3 separate regions of the Homo sapiens genome follow, and all the other regions are linked to region 1. Evidence: chromatin loops called from intact Hi-C (ENCODE). Cell type or tissue: heart left ventricle. All regions are shown on one strand. Links, peaks and the distances in the headings refer to the core of each region. The heading gives the core; the rest is flanking DNA.

Evidence for each region. A loop is a pair of places that touch in the nucleus more often than their neighbours do. Peaks named below come from ENCODE experiments on the same cell type or tissue, not always from the same donor. Only the 100,000 strongest peaks of a DNase experiment are listed, where the experiment ranks them.
Region 2: a loop joins it to region 1, with 2.2 times the contacts of the local background. A loop is called at or near these places in 32 of 110 quality-filtered maps.
Region 3: a loop joins it to region 1, with 2.8 times the contacts of the local background. A loop is called at or near these places in 66 of 110 quality-filtered maps.

The regions. Positions count from the first base shown.
Region 1 is chr5:150,845,507-150,848,692 of GRCh38, forward strand. IRGM (immunity related GTPase M) reads left to right here and starts at 1,015. Exons shown (of 2, transcript NM_001145805.2): 1 at 1,015-1,714; 2 at 2,203-3,186. The coding sequence starts at 2,618. The coding sequence ends at 3,163. RefSeq lists a silencer at 1,601-1,895. In heart left ventricle, for the core only: a CTCF peak has its summit at 1,785 (motif pointing left); no DNase peak of the experiment used is centred there.
Region 2 is chr5:150,708,431-150,711,616 of GRCh38, forward strand. It overlaps DCTN4 (dynactin subunit 4), which reads right to left. Exons shown (of 13, transcript NM_016221.4): 13 at 10-2,932. The coding sequence ends at 2,719. Among named protein-coding and RNA genes, the nearest start is that of RBM22, 9.0 kb to the left of the region's middle. In heart left ventricle, for the core only: a CTCF peak has its summit at 1,930 (motif pointing left); no DNase peak of the experiment used is centred there.
Region 3 is chr5:150,796,085-150,799,270 of GRCh38, forward strand. SMIM3 (small integral membrane protein 3) reads left to right here. Exons shown (of 2, transcript NM_032947.5): 2 at 1-650. Among named protein-coding and RNA genes, the nearest start is that of SMIM3, 19 kb to the left of the region's middle. In heart left ventricle, for the core only: no CTCF peak of the experiment used is centred there; no DNase peak of the experiment used is centred there.

The DNA of each region.
Region 1 (3,186 bases), core at 315-2,814:
GGGCCAGCACGAGTTCCGGGTGGGCGTGGGCTCAGCGGGCCCGCGCTCAGAGCAGCCATCCGGCCCCGATGGCCCCTGGCAGTGAGGGGCTTAGCACCTGGGCCAGCAGCTGCTGTGCTGGATTTCTCCCCGGCCTTAGCTGCCTCCCCGCAGGGCAGGGCTTGGGACCTGCAGCCCGCCATGCCTGAGCCTCTCTCCCCTGCCCCACTCCGTGGGCTCCTGCACAGCCCGAGCCTCCCCTATGAGCGCCGCTCCCTGCTCCACGGCGCCCAGTCCCATCCACTGCCCAAGGGCTGAAGAGTGCAGGCGCATGGCCGGGGACTGCCAGGCAGCTTCACCTGCGGCCTGGTGCAGGATCCACTGGGTGAAGCCAGCTGGGCTCCTGAGTCTGGTGGGGACTTGGACAACATTTATGTCTAGCTAAGGGATTGTAAATACACCAATCAGCACTCTGTATCTAGCTCAAGGTTTGTAAACACACCAATCAGCACCCTGTGTCTAGCTCAGGGTTTGCGAACACACCAATCGACCCTCTGTATCTAGCTAATCTAGTGGGGACATGGAGAACTTTTGTGTCTAGCTCAGGAATTGTAAATGCACCAATCAGCACCCTGTGTCTAGCTCAGGGTTTGTGGATGCACCAATCAGCACTCTGAGCCTAGCTAATCTGGTGGGGACTTGGAGAATCTTTATGTCTAGCTAAGGGATTGTGAATGCACCAATTGGCACTCTATATCTAGCTCAAGGTTTGTAAACACACCAATCAGCACCCTGTGTCTAGCTCAAGGTTTGCAAATGCACCAATCTATACTCTGTATCTAGCTAATCTAGTGGGGAGGTGGAGAACTTTTGTGTCTAGCTCAGGGATTGTAAACACACCAATCAGCACCCTGTCAAAATGGACCAATCAGCTCTCTGTAAAACAGACCAATCGGCTCTCTGTAAAATGGACCAATCAGCAGGATGTGGGTGGGCCAGATAAGAGAATAAAAGCAGGCTGCCCGAACCAGCAGTGGTAACCTGCTCAGGTCCCCTTCCATGCTGTGGAAGCTTTGTTTTTTTGCACTTTGCAGTAAATCTTGCTGCTGCTCATTCTTTGGGTCCACACTGCCTTTATGAGCTGTAACACTCACCGTGAAGGTCTGCAGCATCACTCCTGAAACCTGTGAAACAACGAACCCCCCGGGGAGAAACGAACAACTCCAGACTCGCCGCCTGAAGAGCTGTAACTCTCACTTCGAAGGTCTGCAGCTTCGCTCCTGAGTCAGTGAAACCACGAACCCACCGGAAGGAAGAAACTCTGAACACATCCAAACATCAGAAGGAACAAACTCCGGACACGCAGCCTTTAAGAATTGTAACACTCACCGCGAGGGTCCGTGGCTTCATTCTTGAAGTCAGTGAGACGAAGAACCCACCAATTCCGGTAGGAGTAGGAAATCACATCACCTTCTTTTAATCAGTCTCAAATACCTGGCCCCTTGTGGAACCTGCAAGAGCCAGGTTTGGCGAATGCAATGATAAGCAATTGTCTAATCACTGCCTTGAAAAAGAGCAGAGCATTTGAGTATGCTGTCTCCTCCTCTCCCTCACTTCAGTTGGGCCCAACATGACAGTCTTAATGGAAGCTCGGGGGTCAAAGGCTGGTGGCTTACTTCACGTATATTGCAGCATTTCAGTACTGCTCTGCACGTGTGCTCCCCCGCCTGATGAGGTAAGTGTTAAACAGGGATGATCACAGCTTCAAGTAAGCAATGGGAATTGGATGTTTTATGTCCTCTGGCGCCATCTTCAGCAGAGAAATATATAGGTCACTTTTACTTGTCTGGTTTTGGTCTTGAAATATGTACTGAAACTTGTGAAGGAGCAGACCTATATTAGGATAGAGTAAAAGAGGGAAAGACAAAAACCTCTTGGGCTTTTCAGGAGACTTGGTTCATTCTCTGCTTTTCAAGCCATCTCATGGCCACATGCCTGCTTTGGAGGCTGACTCGGAGGCACAACCGGCCTCAGGGCGTTCCTCAGGGACCCTACCTTTCTTGCTCCCTGAAGAAATGTGCACATTGCTTGAATAAAAACAATCAAAGAACACTCAGTCAAGATCGTCTGCTGCAGTCTTCGTTGAGGGCTGGGGATGCTAAAAGTCAGATGATTCATGTGTACCCTGTCCATCCTAACTCACCTGCTCTTCTACTTCCGCAGCTTACTCCAGTGCCCACAGATACGACAGAGTGTCCCAAGTGCCCCTCACACTCTATTAGCTGCATCCTTAACCTCTTTTTGCCACACCATAAGCATTGGGTTTTGTTTGTTTTGAGATGGAGTCTTGCTCTGTTGCCAGGCTGGAGTGCAATGGCGTGATCTCAGCTCACTGCAATATCTGCGTCCAGGGTTCAAGCGATTCCCCTGCCTCAGCCTCCTGTATTAGCTGGGACTACAGGCGCACACCACCACGCGCAGCTAATTTTTTTGTATTTTAGTAGAGAAGGTTTCACGATGTTGGCCAGGATGGTCTCAATCTCCTGACCTCGTGATCTGCTCGCCTCGGCCTTCCAAAGTGCTGGGATTACAGGCATGAGCCACGGCGCCTGGCCAGCATTGGGGTATTTTATTGAAGATGGAAGCCATGAATGTTGAGAAAGCCTCAGCAGATGGGAACTTGCCAGAGGTGATCTCTAACATCAAGGAGACTCTGAAGATAGTGTCCAGGACACCAGTTAACATCACTATGGCAGGGGACTCTGGCAATGGGATGTCCACCTTCATCAGTGCCCTTCGAAACACAGGACATGAGGGTAAGGCCTCACCTCCTACTGAGCTGGTAAAAGCTACCCAAAGATGTGCCTCCTATTTCTCTTCCCACTTTTCAAATGTGGTGTTGTGGGACCTGCCTGGCACAGGGTCTGCCACCACAACCCTGGAGAACTACCTGATGGAAATGCAGTTCAACCGGTATGACTTCATCATGGTTGCATCTGCACAATTCAGCATGAATCATGTGATGCTTGCCAAAACCGCTGAGGACATGGGAAAGAAGTTCTACATTGTCTGGACCAAGCTAGACATGGACCTCAGCACAGGTGCCCTCCCAGAAGTGCAGCTACTGCAGATCAGAGAAAATGTCCTGGAAAATCTCCAGAAGGAGCGGGTATGTGAATACTAATTCCTGTCTTCATTAAACATTTT
Region 2 (3,186 bases), core at 430-2,929, 140 kb before region 1:
GGCCACTGGTGGAGTCAGACCACTGTGTATATTGTAAAGGATATCTTTAGAAGCAATGACCCAGGATAAAAACTGGTAGAGGTCTAACAACATTTATATAATGGTTCTGTGAATATGTATATAAGAAGCTCAAAGCAACATCTACTTATATATTATGGTGAACTAACCTGCTAAGAGATTTTAGATTACTTCATTTAAGGAATGGAAGGGAGCATGCCCCACCAACTCTCTTAGCCAACTCTCTTAACTTCACGCTTGTCTTTTGGCTCTGAGCCATGCTACTTAGTATCTACATGAGAGCAAACAAAAGACACGCTCAAGCTTTGTCTGCTTTATTTCACTACATTAAGTTAAGCAATAAGGCAAAACAGTAACCTGTCATTCATAAAGATCAAGGAGTACCTCTCTGTCCCAAAAGGGACCAAAAAGGGTGTTTCTTCACAAATATGCATGACACTTAGCTCATTATGCTGATAAGCACTTCAAACAAAAGAAAAGGTCAGTAGGTGAATCAAGTAACAAATCCAAATTAACTTAGCCTAAGTTTCCAAAGCTGTAGTTTCAAGTGCTAATGGGATCTAACTTTCCTGTGGTGGTGCATACTGACTAGCATTAAAATTTTTGCACCTCATCTAATATAAAAAAGGCAACAAATACAATTCCTAATTCACCAGCTGCAGGTATTGAATCATTTCTACGAACACACAGAATACTAGCTTACACTAAAACCTATCTTGAGGAAACATTAAACCAGTGGCTCTATTATTCTGCAAGTTAGTTTGGCTTCTGAAGAAAAAAGTTTATGATCAAAGTGTTTTGTGTTTCTGTGTATGGGAATGATGAGACCCATACTTCAACATTATTACTTTGGGGAATAAATACCAGCTACCTGCCATAAACGCATGACATGTGTGTAGTCTATGCAAACGTGTAAACATATGAAGCTATTCTCTACTCTATGCCCATTTCCTCCACTGGCAAATATGGAGCAGTGATTTCACAGTAGGCTCTAGCAGGTAGTGAAATAAAAATTTGAGACTCTGTGGGGTCACAAAAAAATGAAACTCTTTCTATAGTCTGCAAATCTGTAATTACCCATCCCCCTGCTCCAACTCCTAAGAGGCTAAATGTTATTACCATAATGTTAGAGATGAGTATTTTCCTTCTTACACTGCATCACATATATTACTCTGTAGGACTGTTTCATAAAATTGGCTTGACCTTTGTACAATTAGTACAATTTAGTGTCTTTTAGAGTACAATTTAGTGTCTTTTAAAAGCTTCCTAAATATTTAAAACATTTTCAAGGGAAGCTTACAAGGACTATGTCCCATCTGTATTCTACATTATAATGTTATCTTTAATTTTTTAAGACTTAAAACAAGACCAAGGTAAACAAAAAATCTGTATTTTCCTCAAGTCTCTTGGCCACTTACTAACAATACTTTTACAGAAAACACGGTGCAGCTGGTGGTCTACTTTATCAAGTTTCATTTTAGAAAACATCATAGAAATTAAGGTTAGCAACCCAACTCCAGGATACCAAGTGAAAACAGCAAGTCTGCTGTTAGGCCAGAACTGTGGGCTACTTGCTGAACTATTTTATGGTTTACAATCAAAATGGTCTTATTTGACTCACCACATGACAAAAGTCTTAAACTTAGTAAGGGGGAAAGTTCTTAATATCCAGTTTTGGATTCAAGAGATTATAATAGTTAATTTCCCCTTCAAATCAATGGAAAGAATGCTAGTTGAGAATATTCTAAAAATCTAGCCTTTAAAATGTTTTCTGCATTCCAGAAATGAACCTGTCCACTCAGGTTTTCTTTGGGTTCTTTTCCAGGTCCCAAACAGAACAACTTAACTGAGTTAAAGAGGCAGAACAGGGAAGGGGTAGGAAGTAAGACAAATAAAGATTGCCCCCCTGTGGCAGCATTAATCCCTGGGTATTGTGGCAATATTGAAAACGAATGGAATCTGCTACCCCCTTGACATGACATGTAATTGTTTGCTTCTCAAATTCTTCTTAAAAGATCCATATTTTACTGGGAAAAAAATTAAGAACAACTAATACGTGTCCTGTATTCACTTAGAAAAAGAGGGCAAATGAGAGTGCCTTAACAACTTCACAGGTTTTTCCAATCATCATGATACTAAAGATAAAGTGACAATTCAGTTTTTCAGTTATATGGAAATCTATGGCAAAATGGCAGCCATTATGGCAATGAAGGGATATGTTTTAGACTGTTAGATGATATTTAACGGAATGCAGAAAGCAGTTGGTACATTGTGACCAATGCTGGATCATTAACAGCAGGTCTACCTTTGGGTTATCATTTAAGTTTCATCTGTGACATTGTGATCCTTAGTGAGATCAGATCAAGAGACAGTACAGAGTTTCTCAGGTGGTAAATACAATGCCATTCCAAGGAACACCCATCCCCTTTCCTAGGATGGAATTATGCTGCTGTTACTCAACGTGCAGGGTTCAGTGAGGGAGACACAGACTTACTGGTGTCAACAGGGGTGAGAGCAAGAGCAACAGCAGCTACCCTGTGTTCCCAATGCCTTGCCTATGCTCCCACTTTCTTAGCAATAGAATTCCGTAGTGCATGGGTACATCGTTATAAACAAGGCCTAATGAAGCAGCAGCTTCCACATTTTAACGCAGGTTTACGGTGATACTGTCCTTTGGGATCTGCCCTCCAGTGGAACCTTTTAAGGAAGAAGTGGGCCCAAGCTAAGTTCCACATGCTGGGTGAGCCAGATGACTTCTGTTCCCTGGTCACTTTCTTCAATGGGGCGAATGGGGGCTGCCAGGTTTTTAAAATCATGCTTCATCTTGAAGCACACGGTCACTTCACCCTCCTCACGCTGTGGTGTAACTTTGATGAAAATACCCACTTTGTTGGCCTTTCTGAAGGCTATAATGCTATGGAAAGAAAAAAAAGCAAGTATTAGGTAGATAAAAAAATCAGCCAAACCACTAAGACTTACAGTAAAAGTCTTTCACCTTATTCTTTCCTTCAGCACACACAGAAAACCTATAAACACTTTGTTCTTAACCTACCAAGTATTTTTTTGTTTTGTTTTGAGACACAGTCTCGCTCTGTCGCCCAGGCTGGAGTGCAATGGCTCCACCTTGGGTCACTGCAACCTCTGTTTCACGGGCTCAAGTAACTCTCC
Region 3 (3,186 bases), core at 430-2,929, 49 kb before region 1:
GCAGCACTTTGGCCCAAAGTATTTTCTTTAAGGTGCCATTCCTTCATGTTTTCTCAGTTTGGAGGGTGATGGGTAGAGCTTTCCAGAACCTTCTCCATTCCAGAATCTCTGCCCCTGTGTAATCTGAAGGAAGGCTGTGCCATCTTTGGGCACTGCCAAGGGAGTTGGGGTGATGGGCTTCTTTCTGCACTGGAGTCTCACATCTGTTAGCTTTGACACTCAAGCAATGTTGGAAAATGCAGGGTGACTGAGTTCCCTGCCCAGCTTTCGGGATCTCTGGCCCCCATCCCCTTGTGTGTGTCCCTCTGCCCAGCTCCTGCTGTAATTAGCTCCACGTGTACCCCCTTCACTCCCTCCCACCAGCTCTGCAGCCAGCCTATGGCAATTATATTTTAAGAGGTGTTCCCAGGACTTTTGGGACCTACTAAAACAATGATGGTTATTTTAGATGTGATGATTTATATTTATGTAGAGATATTTCTGGACCACTCAAGCTCTTCGATACCAAAATCAGGAGCATCTTGGGATTTATTAAATTATGTAAGAAGATAGCACAGATATCGGGATATTATTGTGTGAAAATGCTGCTTTTACTTTGATGTGATCTCATTGATGTACACAACCAAGTTCCAATAAAGTGCTAGAATGTGCATGTCTGAGGTCTTTCTTTAAAGAGCAACTGTTAAACTCAGAACTCAGGTAAAAGCCTTACACTGAATGTATGGGCCTTCAAGACAGTTTGAATATAGTAACAGAAAAGGGAAGAGAAGAATCAAATTTACTTCCAGGGCTCTAGCTTCAGCACGTGGGTGAAGTTGTGCAGGTTACACACAGATAGTGCAGAGGAGAAGAACCGATTTTGAATATCAGATTCAAAGAATGACAAATAAGACCATGAATTTCGTATTGGACATGTTGCATTTGAGGTGCTTGTGATATTCAGGTGGACTCATTCAGGATGCAGTTGGAGATCTGAGTCTATTCCTGGGAAAGATGTTATGTCTGGTATTAGGGTATGGGGGATTAACCCCTATGGTAGATAATGGTGTACAAGTAGATAGGATCAGAATATACAGACTTAGAAGAGTGAGATGCTAAATGCAGAACTTGGAAGACACTAAATAGGAGGGGAAGGAGAGTAGAAGGGGAAAAAAGAGAGATTGGATAGGTCCTATGATATGAGGTGTTTCAATAGAGGTGCAATTATATACATATATATATATATATATATATATTTTTTTTTTTTTTCAGTAGAGATGGGGTTTCACCATATTGGCCAGGCTGGTCTCGAACTCCTGACCTCAAGTGATCCACCTACCTCCACCTCCCAAAGTGCTGGGATTACAGGTATGAGCCACCACGCCCAGCCCTAATAGTATTTTGTAGGTTAAGAAATGAGTGGGAGGTTAGGAAGTTGAGACAGTGAGAACAGAAACCTTTCCAAGAGTAGCATTGTAATACAGAGGTAAGAGTTAGAGGAGAGCGTCAGGGGGAAATGGTGAAGGGGGTTTCTGTCTTAGTACATTTGGGTGGCTCTAACAAAATACCTGAGACTGGTAATTCAGAAACAACAGAAATTTACTGCTCACAGTTCTGGAGACAGGGAGGTTCAAAGCACATGCAGATTTTGTGTCTGGTGAGAGCCTGTCCCTCATAGATGGTTGTGTTTTTTTTTTTTTTTTTTTTTGAGACAGAGTTTTGCTCTTGTTGCCCAGGCTGGAGTGCAATGGTACGATCTCGGCTCACCACAACCTCCGCCTCCCAGGGTCAAGCTATTCTCTTGCCTCAGCCTCCCGAGTAGCTGGGATTACTGGCATGCACCACCATGCCTGGCTAATTTTGTATTTTTTGTAGAGATGGGGTTTCTCCATGTTGGTCAGGCTGGTCTCGATCTCCCGACCTCAGGTGATCCGCCTGCCTTGGCCTCCCAAAGTGTTGGGATTACAGGCATGAGCCACGGTGCCCGGCCTATAGATGGTACTTTCTATGTGTCCTCATGGTGGAAGAGACAAACAAGCTCCCTCAGGCCTCTTTTACATGGAAACTAATCCCATTCATTACAGCAGAGTCCTCATGACCTCATCACCTCCCAAAGGCTTCACCTCTTAGTGCCATCACCATGGGGTTGGGTTTCAACATATGAATTTTGCAGGGACACAAACATTCAGACCATAGCAAGGGGATAGTTAAGATGTCATAAGATTCTGATAGGTTTGCTCAGCATCTCTTCCAACTGTTTTTCTGGCATGCCTTCCTGGATGGCAGAGGCTGGAAAATAAAACAACAACAAAAAACTACAATGAAAGTAAAAACCTGTATTTCTGTAACTACACTTGATAGAGATTCAAAAGTGATTTAGGCTTTGCTGTTCAGATGCATGCATACCATGTTTTAGTTTGGAACCCAGTTCAGCTGGGAGAGCTAGGACAGGGTGTGAGACAATCACAACACTGGTGTGAATCCCAAAGCTGCAGCACAATCTGGAGCCAAGCCCGCAGCTTTCTCATGCCTGGATCTCAGTTGAGGTGGGACAGTCCTGCAGCCCACAGCCAAGGCTGTGGCTTTCTTGTTCCCTAGCTTCCCACTTGTTACGGAAGTAGTAGCTCCCCAGGATGGCCGGTTCTGCAGTATTGATCTGGAAGGAATTCTAGTAACCCCTGCCTTCTGTGCTCTCCCAATCCTTTTAATGATTTTCAGCACATAATTCCCCATATTAAAGCATGTTTAGGCTGGACGTGGTGGCTCACGCCTGTAATCCCAGCACTTTGGGAGGTCCAGAGGACAGGAGTTCGAGACCAGCCTGGCCAACGTGGTGAAACCCCCTCTCTACTAAAAGTACAAAAATTAGCTGGGCATGGTGGTAGGCGCCTGTAGTCCCACCTACTTGAGAGGCTGAGGCAAGAGAATCACTTGAACCTGGGAGGTGGAGGTTGCACTGAGCCGAGGTTGCGCCACTGCACTCCAGCCTGGGCAATAGAGCGAGACTCTGGCTCTAAATAAATAAATAAATAAATAAAGCAAGCATGTTTAATTTCCATTTGCCAGAGTATACCTTAATTGATCCAGATGGAAGAAAAATCTATTAATTCCTATCAATTATTATCCTAGCAATTCAACTTCTAAGTCCATCATGTGATCCAGTATTACAGAAGAAGAAGTCTGTTAATGGGAGGCAGATGGTCTTCT